Linked DNA regions of Homo sapiens: region 1 is linked to region 2. Evidence: chromatin loops called from intact Hi-C (ENCODE). Cell type or tissue: endothelial cell of umbilical vein. All regions are shown on one strand. Links, peaks and the distances in the headings refer to the core of each region. The heading gives the core; the rest is flanking DNA.

Region 1 (10,049 bases), core at 568-8,567, 140 kb before region 2:
TTTGAGGCTGCGATTGCACCACTGCACTCCAGCCTGGGCGACAGAGCAAGACTCTCAAAAAAAAAAAAAGTTTTTAATTAAATTTAAAGAGACTCAACAAGTAACTGTACTGAGGGGTCTGCACTGGATCTGCTGGTGTAAGGCCAGGAGGGGCCTGGGAGGCGGCTGCCAGGGGGTGGGTACAGGCGGGTGGCGGGCAGCCCTCTGCCCACACTGGAACAAGACACACAGGTATGCAGGGGAGGTTTACCTCAAATCGTTCGGGAAAATGTTCTTTGTACAATACTTGACATTTTTCTGTAAGTTTAATTACTTTATCTTTTACCTTTTTTCTTAAACATCTGAAGCAAAGTCCCCACCTGCCAATGCTGGGTAGCCAGGTGGGGTAGGTCCCTCCACAATCCTGAACTCACTGTGGAAACAAGGGGTTGGCAGAGCCCAGAGGCCGGGCGCCGTGCAGGGCAGCTCCAATGGGAGGGGCTGGCAGAGCCCGGAGGCTGGGCACTGCACAGAACGGCTCTGATGGGAGGGGTTGGCAGAGCCCAGAGACTGGGCACCGCGCAGGGCAGCTCCGATGGGAGGGGTTGGCAGAGCCCGGAGTCCGGGCGCCACGCAGGGCAGCTCCGACGGGCAGGAGCCGCCTCCAGGCCCTTCACCTCGGGCTGGAGAAAACCAAGTCACCCCTGGGGACCCTTGTTGGACATTCTAAAAACCTTCAGAAGCCACTCCCTGAATGTGGCCAGGACCCTCCATGGGCCTTCAGAGCAGCAAAGCGCAGTGCCTGCCTTCCTGTGAGAGAACCCTCACACCGTGCAGCTGGGGACAGGACGAAGGGCACATGCCCCCCGAGGCCTCCCACTCAGAGCTGGGAGGGGTTTGGGGGGTGGGGGTGCCTCTGTTTTCCTGCATCATCAGGAGCCTGGTGAGGCCTAGGGCTGAGCCCTGGGGCAGCTGCTGGTCTGGATGGCACCGGGCCTGGCTCTTGAGGTCCCAGGTCTGCGAGCGGCTGGGCTTCCCTGAGGTCTGGCTTGGTGTGGGCCCCAGGGACGTCGCATGCCCCCAGCTTCCCGACAGCCATCTGCCTGCCAGCACCCAGCCACGGTCCCACCCCGGGCTCCACTGTGACCCACACGCTGTCATTTCCAGGCCACTTCCTATGACATGGACTCACCGCCTAAACTGGGTTACAATAATTAACACGAATCCTGTTCCCAAACTTACATAACCGCAGATGACAACGCCGACTCCTAGGAAAACCCTCCCCGACCAGTGGCCCCGTTTCCCTCCCACGACCCCCGCTCAGCTTGGGCCTGGAGCTGGCCAGCTGCACTGGTTTCACGCCCATCCAGGTGCCATCCCAGCAGCGGCTGCTGTCTGTGCCTGGCTCCTCCCACTGTCCTGGGCAAGTGCAGAGCCAGCCCCCCAGTGCCCTCTACGCACTAAAGGCTTTCTGCCCCTCCCACACCACACCGGGGGTTCGCATCTACCTGACCCTTTGAATGCGGCCTTATTTGGAAACAGGGTCTTTACAGATATCATTAGTGAAAGGTAAGATGAGATATCCCGGATTTAGGGTGGACCCTAACATGCATCCTTACAGAAGGGAGAAGTTTGGACACAGATGCACAGAAGGAAGGTGGCCGTGTGAGGACGGAGGCAGAGACTGGGCCCATGATCCCACATGCCAAGAAAGGCCCAGGACAGTGGCAGCCTTGGGAGCTGGAGGGCGGCATGTGACAAAGTCTCCCTCAAAGCCTCTGGAGGAACCAGCCCTGAAGATGCACAGAGTGTCAACTCCGGGCCTGCAGAACTGGGACAGGAGCACTCTCTGAGGCTTCCTGCCACCAAACCTGTGGGCTCTGTCGTGGTGGCCCCAGGAGATGGATACCCTGCCCCCCTCCAACACACCCCAGGGTGCTGGAAAAGCCCCTTCCCTCCTCCTGGCCTGTCACCTGCACAGCTGCAAATAGACACCCTGCCCTCCTGGAGCTGGCAGACTCCCACGGGGACCCCCAGAGCGGCATTCGCAGGGGTCGGGCCAGCCCCACTGGAAGGGAGGGCGACAGAGCCAGTCCTCGCAGGGCCCGGCTGGGGAAGGGCCCCGCAGCTTCTGGGGCCGCCTGGGAGCCCTCTCTGGGTCTGCCTTGGGCTGGCCCTAGACCTTCCTGGTGACCAGAAAGCAGGATACGGTACCCCATTCGGAGCTCACAGCGGGAAAACTGAGACCCAGGGAGGCCATGGTGTTTGCCCAGCTTCCACCGCAGCACGGGGGGAAATGAGGCTCGAATCCCAAGAGAACACTTGCTCTCCAACCCTGGAAGTGGCTGCTCAGCTGAGGACAGCCCAGGACGGCACCGGCAAGATCCCCAACGAGGCCCCAAGCGCCCTGTCCTCCCCGGTCTGAGCTGCTCGAGGGAGGGCAAGCCCTCCCCGTCCCTTGTCTGCTGCCCAAGGCCGGCCGTGGCCCAGGAAGGCCCAGTTTCCCACCCCGGGGACTCTGCTGGGAAGTTCCGGGAGGTGACCTGGGGACTCTGCTGGGAAGTTCCGGGAGGTGACCTGGGGACTCTGCTGAGAAGTTCCAGAGGTGACCTGGAAGACGGGCACCCCCAGTGGCTGTCATCTCATGCACGGAGGTCAGCAGTATTCGGGGACTGTCGGGCTTGTACGGTCGCCAGGTGGACAGTGGTTCAGAGAGAGCATCAGCAGCCCCTTGGCTGTGCAGGGTCAGCGGAATTTTGCTCTAAACGTGCTCTGTCCGGCTCCCTTCCAGTGGGACGGAGCCTCTGGGGAGAATCTTCAATCTGGGAACTGTACCACTGCCCACATCAGGCCCAGATGGAAGGGATGACGGGGGCAGGGGACACACTGTACTCAGCAGGGTGGGAGGGACCCTCAGACCCCACTCCCTGCCTCTCTCCCCTAGGGCAAAAATTTGAGTCCACACAGCAATGCTGGATCCAAGCCACCGTCCACATCTTTCCCAGCAGCTGCCCCTGAGCCCCTGGAAGCTGCAAAGCCACAGTGGTCAGTCAGCAGGACGAGCCACTGCGCATGGACATGGCCCAGTCCGTGGCCAGGGACTCTTTCTCGGGGGCACTTGGGGCTCGTGGGGACCCAGGTCCGGTGACCACCGCAGTCAGCCATGGTTAACCATCAGCAGGGGCTTCACTGCCATCCCAACCACGATGGCCTCATTGAGGCCCCCACCCAGCCGGCCAGGAGGCATCGTGGTCTGGGGTCACTGAGACACAGGGAGGCAAAGGACTTGGTCTTTCCTGACCCACTGCTTCATGCCTCCTAGGGTCCCCTGGCCACAGATGAGGGCTCAGGCCTGGGCGTGGAGGGCGGGATGGGCAGAAAGCACAAGGGCTGGGCTGTCCCACAAAGGGACCTACCCCAAGCCCCGAGGGGAGCCAGCCCAGCCCCCGGCATCCTGGGGGAAGGTTTCCCGGAGGAGACAGCAGGCAATTTGCATAATATTCTTTGCAAGTTAATATCAGCCTCTGATAATGATCTCGGCATCGCGTGGAGCGGCTGAGGCGGCTGTTACAACACTAAGTAATCATATTTTAAATTATGTTTCCCTTTATAGAAAGGTGTTGCAAAAACACACAGACACGAAATCTGTCTGTTGCAGCCCCGCTGCCAACCACCTGACCAGCTTTCAGTTACGCGGTTACGTTTGCAGCACTGCAGCCCGGGAGAACCAGCGGGGCGGCAGCCACAGGCTACCCCCGGGCCCCCACCCAGAGCCTCCCCCTGCCAGGGGACCCTCCCAGCTGGGGACCCCACCCAGATCTGAGCCAGGCTCTGGCCAGGGCCCAGGGCCTCAAAGGAGGACCCACGGGCCACGTCTTCCTGAGGTCCCCACGGCCCTAGGAGGGAGACAAGGGGGCTCCCCCTCCCCACAGCCACCCCCCTTGCTAGAAACCTAGCACCCGCGAAGGCCTGACTTCCAGGCGAAGGGTAGGGGGTACAGACTTCAGAGAACTCAAGGCCCTTCAGGTTCTGCTCTGCCTGAGCCTCCATGTCACCCCCCACAACCCCACCTGGTGGGGGGCTCCTGTTAGCCCCTCCCCCAGCGCTGGGGGCCTCTCCCCAAGAAGGTGAACCCACCCTCGGGGTGCCCTCCCTCCTCTGAGGCTCCCCCAACTCATGTACCTCTACACCACTTGGCACATCCACAGTTGGGGGAGGCCCTGGGTGACCCCTGTCCCCATTCAGAATGGGGGACCCCAGCCCCAACAGAGTGAGTCATGTTCTTCTACTTTCCCTCTTCATTTAGGAGCCACGGCCGACCACTCAACCTCTATTTTCTTAAAAGCTTTTTTTTTTTCTTTTTTATTAAAAAAAAATCCAATTATAGCACAAATCTCTCAGCAGGGGTCAGTGTGGAATAAGAATAGCCAAAGTTAATGGACATGACACAGGCAAGATTAATGCCTAAAGGGTTTCAAAAGTTGTGTGATACGGATTTCATTAACATTTTAATTGTAATGTATCTTTTTAATCTTCTCTCACCCTAATGGATTTATATCCAAAAAAAAAAAGAATAAACTGCTGACAACAAAAAGTATCAATATACAAAATTTAACAAAGGCGCTTAGCTGTGCAATGGAAATGAAATTAAATGAGCAAAACTCTGTTAAAGCTGATTTTTTAACAGCACAAAAGTCAAGAATTCAGCAAAGATGGTACTTCCCCTTTCTTGGCACAGACACCAGCTGGGTGGTAGAAGGGAGATGGGCACAGCCCCCGAGGCAGATGCCCAGGGCCTGGGTGGGGGCCCTGGCCAGAGGGGATGCCTCAGGGGTCCCTGGGAGGAGGAAGATGTGGGACAACTTCCTTCTGCTCCGATCCAAAGGCAGGGCCAACGCTGACTCCCTCCAAGACCGCCGCAGAAGAACCAAGGAAGGCCCACAGCTGCCCCCTGACTCTAGGCAGTGCCCAGGAGTGAGAAGGTAACTCCTCCAGAAAACACCAGCCCACTGGGCGGAAGCCCCAGGACAGTAGGGGTGGGGAGGGAGCATCTGAAGTGTCCCTGTAAAGAGGGGGGCACTAGCATTTTGTGGGGTGGGGGCTGGGTTGCTAGCAAGTCTTCCCTCAGCAGGCACCCAGCTCCCAACGCCCTCCATGAGGGACCCCAGGCAGCTCTGGCCAACAGCACAGCCCGGATTCCAGCCTCCAGATTCCAACATCAGCTCCTGAAATGTCCTCAAGCCTGACTATGGAGGGCTGGGGGGACTTTTATTTTCAATCAACAAACATTTCTTGAGGCATGACTATGCGGAGGCTGATGCTCTACCCCTTCACAGACTACCAGGGAGGCCACCCCCAGCCCAGGGCCGGGCTGCCCTCGGGGCCCCGGTGGCTGAGCTGGGGCCGGCCAGCCCTGGGCTTGGGAGGCATCTCTGCAGCATGGCTTTGCCGTTCACCCCAGTGACTATATATGGGCACTTTCAGGCCCCTCTGTTCCCCGCCCCCAGCCCTGCCTGCTTCCCAGGCACAGGGGCAGGAGCTGGGCGGGCCCAGGAGCTCGCGGCCGCCCATGGCCCTGTGCCCTCCTGGATGCCAGGGCCCCGCACTGGGGGAGGGGAGATTCCTTTAGAGAGACCCGGAGCCAGCCTCTCCTCCCTGTGGGTCCCTGCAAACAACCTCTGGAGAAAAGCCTGCCTCTTGTTCTCCCGGGAGACTCCATGGCGGCCTCCTCTTAAAGGGTAGTGAGCCTTACATGGGATTCAGTGGCTTCACTGGCCCAACAGCCCCCAGGCCAGCCCCAGCCGGCATGAAGGCAGAAAGGCCGGGCTGCCCACATTCAGCCTCCAGCTCCTCGGAGGAGGCAGAGGATGCTACTCTGTAGCAGGACGGCCTCAGGGAGGACGGGTTCCTCACTCAAGGTCACACAGCCTGGGCTGGGCGTTCTCCCAGGAGACCTGAGCCCAGGGTTCTGGCTGCCAAGTGCTCCAGTGAGGACCCAGGCCCAGCAAGCAGACACTGGGGATGTGGTGGGGCCCCAGGAGCCCTGGGTCAGGGTCCCAAATGCCCTCCCCTACTCAGACTAGCTCCCAGGCTGATCCCCTGTGTGGACAGGGGTGAGTGCCGGTCCCGGAGTTCATGTCCCCAAATGACAAGCAACCAATACTTCCAGACAGATGCCTTCACGCCTGCCCACTGCGCTCTGCTGAGACCCTATACAAGGGTGTGTGCTTCCAAAACCCAAACCGTAAACAGCAAACGCAGGAAGGCCACAGCTGAGGGAGCTAGGGCTCCCAGCAAATGGGCAGCTGCAGGTGACACAGTAAGGAGCCCCAGCCAGCCAGGAGGCATATTTTACAAATGATCTCATCTCACCAAGAGCCAGGGCTGGTGAGAGCAAGGATTTGCTTAAAAAAAAAACCAACAACAACAACAAACAAAAAAACAGAGGTCACCAGGATCCCTGCCCCGCAACAGAGGCGGAGGCAGGCGTGGAGCAGCAGCCCCTGGCCTGGGTAACCTCGCTCCCCGGCCCCCACAGCCAAGGCCCAAACAACCTTCCAGTCACATCTCCTCTGTGACTCTGGACAGGCTGAAAGGGAAACGAGATCCACCTGGGGATTAGGGGGCGCCTCAGGGAGGCCGGTGTGGGGGCCACACACAGCTCTGAACTGGGGCCCAGTGGGGAGACAAGAGTAGAGAAACGCTGGCCAAGCTCCCCCACCCAAGGCCCGACTGCCCACCTCTGGGAGGACCAAGGGCGTGCCCAGAGAGGGTGCCAGGAAAGGAACGAAATGCTGGGGAGAGGGCACTTCGGGGAAGGCCCAGGACCCAGGGAGCTGGGTCTGCAGACACTCACCGCCGGGGAGCCTGACCGGAGATGGGGTGAGAGGCCCCAGTGAGCCAGCTCTACACAGGTTCCCAAGACCCCTCATCAGCCCCCAGTGAGACCAGACCCAGTCAGACCTCACAAACTCCCGCACCTGCCCACATGCATCAGACGGCGGCTCAGGTCCAGCGTCCAGACGGGCTAGCGCTACTTCTCTCCTGCCTTGGAGGGCGCTCCACGGCCTCACACCACAGGGCTTTGCTTCTCCTTCGAGCCACGCCTGGAAGCCCAGCCCCAGGTTTCCTCAGCCCAGGCCAGAAATGTCACCCTGAAGTGGAAGGTGGCCTACCTTGTCCTCAGAACCACAATGGGAGGCTGGTCAGCCTGGGCCACTGAGGCAGGGACATGTGCTACCAAGGTGAAGGTGGACTGGGCCGGAGGAGCAGCAGAGTCAGGGGGCCCCATAGTCAAGTTCCCAAATGTGTTCGTTACACTGGGGTCTGTAGAAGGCCTTGGTTCTCCGGAGAAACATGCTGGTGTATCCTGGGGTAAGGGGTGCCACCTGCTGCCCCCCTGTGGACTCCGACCCTCATCCCACCGGCCACAGTCCAACTGGATCTCGGAACCCACTGCGTGACCCTGCAAAGGGGATGGAGTGACCCCAAGGGGCTGTGAGATGCAGAGAGGCAGCCTGGGGACAGTGTGTGGAGGTGGCTAGAACAGGGCTGGCTGAGGAAGGAACATGGGCTCTGCCCCACTGACGGTGGCTGGGGCCACTGGGCACTCGGTGCCCTGTGCGTTCCAGGGACACAGGTCAGAGGCACAGACCTCAGAGGAAGGGGCACAAGGTGGAACCTTGGGAACTCAACATCCCGAAAAGGACAACACCTTGGTTCCCCATTCCATCCCTCGGGCCTGGGAGACCACACTGCCCACAAACCAGGAAAGCAGGACTCCGGAGGCAGAGGCCAAGAGGAGTGCAGGCCTGGAAGAACCGCTCAGCACCAAGATCGTCACTGTTGTTTCATGAATAATGCAGCCTCATGCTTTAATTGGAAAACAAAGGGAGGATTGAAGAATTTTTTAAAAGTCACCACTAGCCCCCTGCCCAGGGCAGAGCAGCCCTGCGAACCCTTCCAGCAGCCGGTGGTAAAGAACAGAGCCTGTTCTCGCAGCCTGTAGCAGCCCAGCTCCCACTGCTCCCAGCAGGAGATCTCCCGGGTGGCTCCTCCCCGCCTTCCCGCCAGGCCAGGGCCAGCACCATCGAGCCCTGGGTGTGACCACTGCGAAAGGATCCCTGGCCACTAAGAAGTGACAAGTGATATCTTGTTCCACTCTCTGTGCCCATTCCAAGTGGCTTTGCCGAAAGGACAGGGGGCCACCACCTTGGGTGGCAGCTCCTTTTATTTCCTCCCCTTGGACTCTGGCCCAGCTACCACCCAACAGTGACCCCAGGGGAAAACGCCAAGAGGCCTCTTTAAGGGAGGGGCTGGGAAAGGCCCCACAGAGGACCAGAGGGGTGCTCCAACGGTGGCCGGGAGAAGAAGGGGTGGGTGGCTGAGAGGTGGCGGGTGGGGCGGGGGCTGCCTGAACCCTGACCTAACTCTAGGCGCCCCTGCTGGGGGGTGCTACAGGCTAAAACACCCTGCAGAATGCTGAGCTGAGTGTCCCACTGGAGAACAGGAGGGAAGGAGGTCAGGAGCCTGCCAGACGAAAAGAGGGGTGGGTGAGAAGAAGGGGCGACCTGGAGGGACACGGACTCTGGCAGGAGAGTGCGGCCGCGCTGGCGGGCGGGAACACCAAGGTGCACGCGCTCCCGGAGGCAGCTCCACGGGATGGGAGTCCGGGCTGCCTTGGGCACCCCCGGGTCAGCACCCCCGCCACACACAGGAAGGAACGCGCAGCAGAGAACACAGCTCAGGGCACCCAGCGGCCCAGGGAGACGGGCCCACCAGCACGTGGGTGAAACACCTCCAATCCGGAGGCCCCGCGCGGGGGTTGGGGGAGGGAGTGGAACGGCCTGGGAGGCCAACTCCAGGGACCCGGCCTCGCGGCCTTCAGACCCACAGGTTTAAGCGGCTCCACGACGAGAGTCCAAGACCAAACTTCCCCCAGAGCCTGGCAGAGGGGCTGGGAGGTGACCTCTGACCTCCGACCCCACACGATCCCAGCAAGAGAAGCAGGAAACTCCGTCGGAAGGCCTCGGTCCGCCCTGGCCGTGCGGGGTGCGCGGCGGGCCCCGGGCTCCGCTGAGTTTCTTAGAGAAGGAGCTGGGGCCCCCCGACCTCAGCTCCGCAGAGGCACAGAAGCTGGCAAGAGGCAGAGCCCCCTCCCCCTGCGGCCGGACCCCAGTTTCTCCCCAGGCTGGGGCCCGAGTGGGGGAGGCGCGGGAGGCGGTGACGACCCACGAACGGGCCCACCTGGACCGGGAGGGCGAGGCGCGGGCCCGGCTGGGCCAGGCAGCTGCGCAGATGCGCCGGGAGGGGTGGGTACCTCCGCCCTGGCCCCGGGCCAGTCCTGCCCCGGCTTCCCCACCCGGAGGGCTGGATCGGCCAGTCGGGTCCCTGGGGAGGCCGCGCGGGTCCCCAGAAATCCAGGGAAACCCAGCAGGCGGCGGGGAGCGCCCCGGGACGCCCGGAGCCGGGGTCTCCCCGAACGCGCGGCGCGGCGTCCCGGCCCGGGGTCGCGGGCGCCTCCGCCGGGACCCCCCGGCCCCGCCCGGCCCCCCTCCGCGGGCTCCCGAGGCCGGTTCCCGCGCGCACGCCCGGGCCGGCGCGGAACTCGGCCGCACCCGCCCCGCGCGGCCGGCACTGCGGCAGGGGGCTCGCGCCAAGTTGGGCGGCCGCGGAGTTTGCGGGAAGTGCGGGCCCGGCCCGTGGGACGACCCCGCCCGGCGGCGTAACCCGGGGGCGGCCGCGCGCGCCAAGTTGGCGGTACCTGCGGGCGCCCGGCCCGGTCCGGCCTGGGCAGCTGCGGCGCGCCGCCCGCGGCAGGAAGTGCTTGGCGTCCCGGCGCTCCGGCTCCCATGGACTTTCTCCGACCTCGCCCAGCACCGGCGGCCGCACCGCGGCGGGGGCGGGGCGGCGGCGGGGGAGGTGCCCGCGGGCCGTTAAAGGGACAGCGCGCCGGCCGCGCGCGCGCGCGCACTGGCAGCCAGGTGGGCTCCCGGGGTCGGGGCTGGGGTCCGGGGGCCGGGAGGGTCCCCAGTGGGGGCCGGCGGGGCGTGGGGAACCCCGAGCGCTGG
Region 2 (10,049 bases), core at 716-8,715:
CTTTCTCAACCATTTTTCATTTTCTTTCTTTTTTTTTTGAGATGGAGTCTGACTCTGTCGCCCAGGCTGGAGTGCGGTGACAGGATCTCAGCTCATTGCAGCCTTGACCTTTGAGGCTCAAGTGATCCTCCCACCTCAGCCTCCTGAGTAGCTGGGACTACAGTGGCACACCACCAGACCTGGCTAGTCTTTTTTTTAGTATAGATGGGGTCTTACTATGTTGCCCAGGCTGGTCTGGAACTCCTAGACTCAAATGATTCACCTGTGCCCAGCCTCATTTTTCTCACTGTTCTTTTTCTAACCTGATTCAAGTTGTTTACTTTTTCATTGGGCTTATCCGAGGGGCACACAGGCACTCCACGCAGAGGCAAAGGGCTTATCCTCATGAGGGGCACACAGGCACTCCACACAGAGGCAAAGGGCTTATCCTCATGAGGGGCACACAGGCACTCCACGCAGGGGCGAAGGGCTTATCCTCATGAGGGGCACACGGGCACCCCACGCAGGGGCAAAGGGCTTATCCTCATGAGGGGCACACAGGCACCCCACGCAGGGGCGAAGGGCTTATCCTCATGAGGGGCACACGGGCACCCCACGCAGAGGCAAAGGGCTTGCCAAGGTTCTGCAGTTCTTAGAGAAAGAGCAGAACGTGAGGGGCAGGGCCTGGTGCCCACCCCTACTTCTCATTCTGCAGAGGTGGGCACGTGGGCTTGTCTGCCAGCCCCAGACACAGACCCAAACTGCATCCCAAGAGTCCACCCAGAGCAGGGTTTTAGGAGCATCGGCTGCTCCCAAAGCCCCGGCCCAGCAGCCCTCATGCATGTGCTGGTTTAGCCACGGTTTCCTCTGCGACTCTTGGTAAGTCACCACGCCAGGCTCCTCCTAGGTGCGGGGACACAGCAGTGAGAAAACAGAAATCCACGAAAACACAGCACAGATCAGCAATACCCACGGGCTGAGAGCCAGGGCCCAAATCTGCCCAGGGAAGCGAGGCGGAGGGGCCAGGGCTCCCCCGATCTCACACCAGACTTGCACTGTCTACTCGGAGCCTCTGTCCGGTAACTCCGAGCGGCACGGAGTTCCCAGACCCCACCCGGGCACTCACACGTTAATCAATCCATGCGACCCATTTGGGTAGATCAGGTAACACGAAGGGACTGAAGAAACACCAAGTTTCTCCAGAAATGCTTTGTCCCCGTCCAGTGCTCGGGTCACCACGATGCTTTCATACGGGATCAGGTCTAAGATCACCTGGGGGATGAGAACACAATGACACTTCCACAGGGGCTGGCAGTTTCTCAGAAAACACGACGTGCAGACACATGGCCTTGCAGGGAACCTTTCACAAAAGGGCATGAAGTCTGTCCCCCTGCAGGCAAGACCCTCACTCAAATCTTCACTCTCATTGCACTTTAAGGCAACTGACGGCACACACGCCATGAGCAGAAACCACGGTCTTATTCGGCAATTTTACAAACTCATCAAAGAAAACACTTATCCGCGAATTTGCACTTGACTTTCTAAAACCAGCGCGCCCCCCACAACACTGATACTGGTCAAGTGAGTCCCTGCACACAGCAGCCACACCCCACGGCCTCGCACTCCCGTCCCGCGTGTGGAAGCTTCGTGGCCGGGGCAGCAGGCCTCGTGCTGCCGCTCCTCCCCAGCCACCCTGCTCCTGTCTGGTTCTGCTCAGGCTGAAGGGGCAGCAACAGGGTCTCCGTGGCAGAGAGACCACAGGAGTGGCATCTCAGGATTTTGGAAGAAACCCTGCGTGCGCCACCACCACATCGGGCGTACGTCTTTCCTTCTCTTAACAGAGGAACAAAACCAGCTGCTCCTCAAACCAAGGGCCCTGGCTAAAGGTGTGAACTGGGCGCCCCGCGTGGCCGTGCCTCTCCTGAGCTGGGTGTGTCTGCGAAGAGCTGATCGCTACTCTGGGGCCACACTGGTCTCTGCTCTGGGCCATGCCGTGACTCTGTGCTGAAGAGCACTCCTCCTGCACGAGTGGAGCCTGGCTGCCCCGAACGCACCAGCATGCCAGGCAGGTAGGGGAGCGTGCCCGGCACCAAGACGGTCCCACACCCGCCTCTTCTCAGGGGAACACCTGCCTCTGGTCTGCGTGTGTGGAGGCCCCGCCCGAGACAGCAAGGGCACGAGGGGCCTTGGGACAGGGGTGAGGGGTCTGGGAGAGCCACACACTGCTAGCGGTTCCTCAGCCCTCCACAGAGAATCCTGGCCAACCATCTGGAGGCAGCCTGGCGTCACCATCAAACCTGGAGGGGGCGGTGCTGGGGTGCCAGGAGGGCAGCCAGGGCACAAAGCGAGACGGTCACAGTGCAGGTGTCTGCAGCTGCCTTCCCAAGTGCGTCTCCAAAAGCCCTCGCAGGGGCAAAGCTGTTTCCTACATTCACCGCAAGGCCCCTCACAGTGGACAGAAAAACAGTCGCCTATCAAGTTGCAAGGAGGAGGAGGAGAAGCTCAGGGTGAGTGCTGGGCGAACGCATGTGCAGTGAGGCCTTTCTCTCGTCTCCGGGAAGACTGTCAGCAATAATGACTCTCCGTGAGCTGCCCCTGCACCTGGTCCCTGGACCTTATTTAGACTTGGCCAGAAGCAAGGCTTCAGAACTGTACGTGTGAAATCAAAGTATGACGATAGAAACGACGTTTTACAGAATCTTGGATTTGGCAAAAATGTTGAGAGTTCAGAATACGGCAACGAAAAAAATCTTAGTAATAATGCATACAAAATACAGAATGACCTCAAGGTGAGCTGGGCGTGTCATAAAAATGAGATCTTCTGCAAAGCCCCCTCTTAGTTTCAAACCTAGGGTTAGGCCACCTTCTGAACCCCTCCCACCGCCAAGCTCATTCATCCTAACAGTCTTCTCCAGACACCAGTGACTTTGCTGAGTAACATTAACTAAGCTTCTGATAATGAACAAGACCTAAAGCCACAGACAGGACACGAGATGCCGACACAGTGACCGGCACCTGCAAATCTCATCACAGATCCACCGCCAACCCCAATCACACCACGTGTGACACCTGGAGCCCACGCAGAGGCCGTACCTCCCGTCCAAGGTAGGAGCTGTTGCTTTCAAAGACAATAGCCACGTAATGGCTGCCACGGTTGTCAAGAAGGGAAAGAACATCACTGGGCCTTTCAAGAGGAAAAAAAGAGGCTTTTAGTGCCGTCAACAGCAGCGAGTTGGCCACCACATCCCAGTGGCCACATCACTTAATAGAAACCTATTACGTTTCTTGCACAGTTCAACACGAGTCTAACGGCCGCCTTCTTCATGGAGCTACTCACTGAATGGGGTCTAGGCGCGGGCAGGCAGGGGGCCGGCTTCCTTCCGTGTGGTTCTGCAGGAAGTCAATCATCGTCTGTCTGACTGTTCGCAGCTCTCGGTCAGGTCCTGCCGGAAGCACACCAGGGTCAGAGCTGTGTGTGCGGCTGTCCTCGTGGGGCAGGCATACACCCAGGGACAGCAGCCCCGTCCCAGCCTGGGGCCCAAAGACAGCAGGGTGCAGGTGGCAGCAACATGTGCAATCCCAATGGGTGTGCCCAATGCCACCCACAGGCGTGGTACAGACAGCGCTGGATTCACACAACTGGAGACCACACAGCAATGACACAAGCATGGGTGGGCCACAGGGACAGGCAACAGAGGCAGATGGCAAGACACGGCACTGCGAGGAGCAGGCCAGGCGGCTCCACTGGGTCACTCACAGGCAGAGCCCCCCCAGGGCGCGGCGAGGAGCAGGCCAGGCAGCTCCACCGGGTCCCTCACAGGCAGAGCCCCCCAGGGTGTGGCCTGCGGGGTCTGATCACACTCTGGGCGATGCTCGGCTGGGTGGGATCATTTGTAAAAATTCATCGGGTGGGTACATGTGATCTGTGCACATCTCCAAATATTTTTACAATAAAAAATTTACTCTGAAAAAGTTTTTACTACAATATTTGCCAAGCAAGGCAAAGCACAAAATTAAAATTTCTCTTTGAAACTATTAATATCTGAACTCTTAAGGGAAAGCAGGCAGGAAGGTCAGCAGAGGGAAAGGTGCTGACCCAGGCTGGGAGCTCCCCAGGCTCTGGGACCGTGTGTCTTTAGCAGGTTTATGAGGGGAATCTCAGGGACTAAAATACAATGCTTATGTCCTTACCTTTAAAATTTTCTCCAGTTGTAAACTCCTTTGTAAATGCTTTAAAATACTAAGAGGAAAAACACAGAACAAGTAAGAGGCAGCCTTCCATGGGCATCTGCATGTGTTTAAGCAACAAAACGCCCGTCACCTTAGAGGGAGCTTTACTCAATTTCCTTCGGAAAGTTTTCATAAATTAATGACAAACCACACGCTTCTCCTTGTCTTTGTGCATATTAATGTTTCCTGTCAGATTTACGAGGGGGCTAAGGTTAGCTCCAATCAGCATTCCCATCATTTACATTTTCTGACCCAACAGGGCTAGAAGCAAGACAGTTCAACTGGGCTGGAATCATAAAAGACACCGCTCTCTGGGACTTGGTAGTGAGCCTATGTCTTAATGGTTAGCTGTAGCGTTAGCTGTGACAACACGGAGGATGTGCAGGAGGAGGAGACACCACGCAGTATCTCTGAGTGGATGATTAGGTTCTTATGTTAACATTAAAAACTTTCTTCATCAAAGGGTACGTTAGAGACAGCGACGAGACAAGGTTACATGATGGCGGAGATGAGGTCGGTAAGAAAAGCACTGGCCAGCTAAGAGGGAAACGTGCAGATGACAGGAAGACACTTCACCCATGACACCCACGGCCCACAAAGCCAGATGTGCTGGCACTGCAGCCGCCAGGGAAATGCAAACGAAGCCGCCAGTGCTTCCTGCTGCACTGGTCCCTGGGCGAGCACAAAACTGCCTGACACTGCTGGCCCTGCAGGTCTGTTGTGCACAGACCCGGTTCGCGGCCCAGTGGCTTCTCTCCCAGCCTCAGCTCTCCCCTTGCCCGGGAAGGCGCACAGCAGCGCCGTTCAAAGCCACCAAAGCCTGGAAGAGCCCACACACCTGGCAACGGGGGGCTCTGGTTCTCAGAGTGACGTCACTGGACAATCCCATCCAATGAGCATCGTAGTGGATCTGGGCAATGTCCCATTAAGTAACAGAAAGAGGGCCCGAAAGTTTACATACAGCACAGTGTGAACTGTGTCTGAAGCAAAATCAAAATACAACAGGAAGCCATGCTGACGTAATCACACGCAGAGGCAGGCAAGCAAGTGTGCGACACAGGCCCCGAGAGGCCCTGGGGCAGGGCTGACACCGGTGCCGCCCAGCGTGGCACCTGTTAGGGCAGGACCACAGGTGCTGCCAGCACAGTGAAAACAACAGCCCCCAAAATACAAGCGAAGCCACCATGACATGACACCACACCACACAGCAAGGCACCAGGGCTGACAAGGACGGAGTTTTACTCAAATTGACAAAGCTTCCCAGGAAGTGGGCCCAAGGCGCCCACGTTTCTGGAGATGTCCATGTCAAGGCACGCAGGAGGCAGTGGCACCCGCAGGTACACACATGCTATGCACGGGCCTGCAACAGGGTCACAGGTACCTCCGCCCCCTAGTGGGAGCAATGGGCACAGCCTTGTCTGCAGGGCTGACTTTGGCTGGGGAAGGCAGAGGCCCTGTGCCTGTGTGTGCGTGTGTGTGTGCATGAGTGTGCATGTGTGAGAGCCCCATGGTACACGGACCACACGCGTGGCTTCAGGCTGGGGTGCCAGCCCTCGCAGTCCTGGTCTCCTTGCGCCCCCTGGCCGTGCAGGCTGCAGGGGGTCTTTTCACGCATCCCCTCCATGTGACCGGGTCTGTGTGAGCGTGGACAGTCCCACAGACACTTCCACAGCACAACAGGGTGGAACAAGAGCTGCCCCCACCAAACATCAGCTCCTACAATTCCTACGAAGTTCCAAGGAGAGAGCCAGAGAAGCCGAAAACACAGGCACTATGATGTGGCGAATTTCAACAGACAAGCAGCCGCGTGATGCTCACCTGGAAGGTGGGGTAGAAGGTGAATTTCAACGGACAAGCAGCCGCGTGATACTCACCCGGAAGGTGGGGTAGAAGTGGATGTCGTAGTCATGGCACACGGCCTGGTTCTTCTCTTCCATGCAGTCCAGAGCTGCGACGCGAATGGCACTGGCCCAGTCTGAAAAGCAGGAGCATGACCTTCAGTGTGGTGAGCACTGGACTCCCGGGAAGCCCAGGACCCAGCAGTCCCCACTCCAGGCTGCGGCCACCTGCGAGACCAGCCCACCTGCCCCCTCTAGGTCATCAGTTAGGCCCTCATCACACAGAGCGTCTATGTGGAGCTAGGAGAGAGAACTCCACCAACAGCACGATGCCTCTCCTACCACAGATAGTCACAGAACAAGCGGATTTGTGCTGAACCTGCACATCACGGAGCAGGGACAAGGCTGTGGGCCCCTAATTAAATGACACCCTGATGGATGAAAGCGCTGGTAACAGACGCGGCTGTCAGCGGCCGGCACTTAAGTCAGGACAGCAAGCAAGTACGTGCAGATTAATCAGATACGGTCCAGGCTGTTTGGCAAAAACATTCCCGTGTTCTCACTCCAGCGAGTACTGGCAGCATCTGAGCAGGGTCTTTCAAGGCAAGGATGCGTGCACAGACACATGTGAAGTGGTTTCCAACACCATCCCAGACACTGCCCGCAAACCCTGGAACACCTATGCCATTTTGGGGAGGCTAAAAGGAACCATAAATTTTTTTGTTCCTATCTCTAAAGTTTTTGCTATGGAAAATTTCTAACATGCAAATAAAATAGAGATAAAAATGTAACAAATCCCACACATTCTACCTCTTGGATCAATAATTATCAGCTCAAGGTGAATCCTGTTTTGCCAAAGTCTCCACCCACTTTCAGAACTGTCCCACAACAAATCTCAGCACGTCATTTCTACACAAAACCCACCAGGCTTTGCCTCTGAAAGATGAAGGCTCTCCACTGGGCATGGTGGCTCATGCCTGGAATCCCAGCACTTTGGGAGGCCGAGGTGGGCAGATCGTTTAAGCCCAGGAGTTTGAGACCAGCCTGGGCAACATGGTAAAACCCTGTCTCTAAAAAAAAAATACAAAAAATTAGCTGGGCGTTGGTGGCGCACACCTGCGGTCCCAGCTACTGGAGAGGCTGAGGTGGGAGGACCGCTTGAGCCCGGAAGGCACAGGCTGCAGTGAGCCGGCGACAGGGGGAGGCTCCACCTTAAGAAAAAAAAAAAGTCCCTATTTGTTCGTTTAAAGTTTGTTTGAATCAAGATCCCAGCGAGGCTTGTTGGTTACTGCTGGTGGGTCCTGGCACTTTCCTTCTCTGGGTTTGACTGACAACATCCCGGACTCCTGGCATTTCTGTAACAGGGCACTCAGATCTAGATTCTTGTCTGATTTGTTTGGTGACATTACTTTGTAGGTAGTGGAACATGCTTCCACCCAGAGGCAAGCGACGCCTCTCTCCTTAGTGATCACGACCTAAATGCATTAATGCACCAGGGCTGCAGTGAAATGGTGACGTGTCATCTCTCACCGTTTGCTCATGATGAGCTGGGACAATTCTGTAAAGAGAGACCTGCCCTCACTGCAACCCAGCGGAATGACTCACATGAGGAAGGGGAGTGCCTGGCTCGTGCTTCAGTCACCAGTATCAAAGTCATGGTTTCCGAAGCTGACCAGTGAGGTTTTCTTTTTAAAAGATTTGTGTTCTTCCTCTGGGATGTAAAAATTGCACTGCCAACAATTCACAAATATTTCCTGGCTCCTCACTCTGTAGGGGTCCTTCCAGGCCCTGAGACTTTGAGGGGACAGCCTAAAGGGGCACCACTGGGTCAAGGGATGGGTGCTGGCTATCCTGGAGCCTGGAGGCCTCAGCAGAGTCGGCAGTGTGGCAGGGCACGCCGCACCGTGGGAGAGGCAGGTGCAGAGGCGAGACCCAGGCACCCAGCAAATGGACCTGCCTGGAGGAATGGAGCCAGCCACGTGGGGTGCTGCCCTGGCACAGCCTTGTGACCGGAAGCCCAGTGATTTCTGAACGGGAGGGAACGTTATGTCTGCCTGTCACTGAGATACTGATGAGGCTCTTTTTTGCCTTGTATTCCGATTCTGCCCACTTGTCTAAATCAATGATTCCACTATAAATCATGTAAAAAGAGTAAGAGTCTTTTCTGAGAGCGAGCTATGATCTCAAACTCCAGAGGTTCTGTTAAAAGCATGCCTGGAAGAGACGGAACATATCACCAGACTCTGTACAAATATGAAGGCTTGTGTGTGTTAGCGGTTCAGATTGCTATTTTTCTACATAATATACCACAGCTCTGTTTCAGATACTGGCCTTTTCTCCCTGTAATTTAAAAATAAAAAAGAAAGAAACCTCTTTCAGAAACAATGACCAAATACCGTTCCCGCTTACGCTGGCTAAGTGAAACCAATTCAGGTTTTGAGGCCACTTTCAGTGGATGAGGGAGAAGCGACACGAGCTCTCTGCATCCCCGGCCACTCCTTGCCCAAGCCTCAGACCACATGGAACTGAGGAAGAAGGGTTCATGCTCTCACCCAGTCAGCGCAGCAGACGGCACGGGACGCGGAAACAGGAGGTGCTCCCAGCAGCCCCGCCGTGGGCAGCTCACGGGCGGACCCCTCCACAGCCCCGGCTCCTCAGCCCGTGCATCCTGGCGAAGTGTCTCATTTCTGTGGCCTTTTATCTGGCTCACAATTCCACATGGTTTCATTCTGTTTATTGGGAATTTCTATAACACATTTTTATTCCACACTTTTTTTAAAAAAAAGCACCTTTGTGCCCAGAAAGAACATGTAACAAAACAAAAAGTTGCTCTGAGAGCCCAGACTGCACACACAACAGAATCACGGCCGTGTGACATCATCAAGCCGGCCTAGAAACAGCAAAAACAAAAGACGGGAAGAAGAAAACGTTCCAAGATGTTTGCCAGGATTTGGTTTTCACGGTGGGATCTGGTCCCATCTGTGGTTTCTCAGATTTGTCTTAGGGCATGTTACCTACACAAACAAACACACAGCACATCCCTGCTGCCCCAGGCACTTGCTGGCCACATCACACCCTGCCCTCCTCTGGCCACCTCTCCTGCATGTTTCCTAGTTTCTATCTTCCCGTAGATCTTGGTACAAGGTGGCAACACAGAGCCCTGCACAGCGACCGTGGAACTCTCCCGGCACCTCAGGTGAAGGCCGCTTGGACAGTCTGGGCCCAGGCCAGGTGGTGCTGCTCTTTTTAAATAACCCTCCTGGCCGGGCGTGGTGGCTCACGCCTGTAATCCTAGCACTTTGGGAGGTCAAGGCAGGCAGATCACGAGGTCAAGAGATAGAGACCATCCTGGCCAACATGGTAAAACCCCGTCTCTACTAAAAATACAAAAATTAGCCGGGCGTGGTGGTGCGTGCCTGTAGTCCCAGCTACTTGGGAAGCTGAGGCAAGAGAATGGCATGAACCCGGGAGGAGGAGGCTGCAGTGAGCCAAGATAGCGCCACTGCACTCCAGCCTGGCGCCAGAGCGAGACTCTATCTCAAAAAACCCTAAAATTAAATAATTCTCCTGAATCTCAGGCAGCGCTAGAGAGAATGTGAAGAGTTCAAATGTGGCCGGTGGGAATGGCTGTCAGCCCTGCAGTAAACAACTCTGTAACACCTGGAATGCAGAATCCCAGGTGCCAAAGGGCTGAGCCCAGGAGGAACAGAGGCATGATCCGACCCAGGCCTCACAACTGCTCTGATTCCTGTGCCCCACTCCCAACAAGCTCATCCACCGCAGGGCGCTGCCCAAAAACACATGAGCCTCAGTACTCGGCCTCCGTGACGGCATCCTTATCACGTCGGGCCACAAATCCACCCTGTCACTGGCTCCTCACAGGCTGTCCCCAATGAGGCTTCAGATTCCCAAGACCAAATGTCTGCTGGTTGTTTCTACCTGTTACTCTTCCATGATAAGCCAGTAAACACTCAAATCAAGACTTAAGTACATAATTCTAAC

Evidence for each region. Peaks named below come from ENCODE experiments on the same cell type or tissue, not always from the same donor. Only the 100,000 strongest peaks of a DNase experiment are listed, where the experiment ranks them.
Region 1: it touches region 2 in a loop (5-fold over the local background); 4 of 110 quality-filtered maps call a loop at or near these places.

The regions. Positions count from the first base shown.
Region 1 is chr9:136,085,447-136,095,495 of GRCh38, forward strand. It overlaps NACC2 (NACC family member 2), which reads right to left and starts at 9,843. Exons shown (of 6, transcript NM_144653.5): 1 at 9,743-9,843. RefSeq lists enhancers at 1,499-2,458, 5,087-5,779, 7,859-8,550 and a silencer at 9,756-9,885. In endothelial cell of umbilical vein, for the core only: no CTCF peak of the experiment used is centred there; a DNase peak (open chromatin) is centred at 4,375; H3K4me3 peaks cover 261 bases; H3K27ac peaks cover 440 bases.
Region 2 is chr9:136,220,691-136,230,739 of GRCh38, forward strand. It overlaps QSOX2 (quiescin sulfhydryl oxidase 2), which reads right to left. Exons shown (of 12, transcript NM_181701.4): 2 at 6,084-6,184; 3 at 4,171-4,219; 4 at 3,317-3,422; 5 at 3,073-3,163; 6 at 1,106-1,251. Among named protein-coding and RNA genes, the nearest start is that of QSOX2, 20 kb to the right of the region's middle. RefSeq lists enhancers at 4,695-4,744, 4,925-5,004, 5,135-5,354, 7,435-8,634. In endothelial cell of umbilical vein, for the core only: a CTCF peak has its summit at 5,594 (motif pointing left); a DNase peak (open chromatin) is centred at 7,641; H3K27ac peaks cover 406 bases.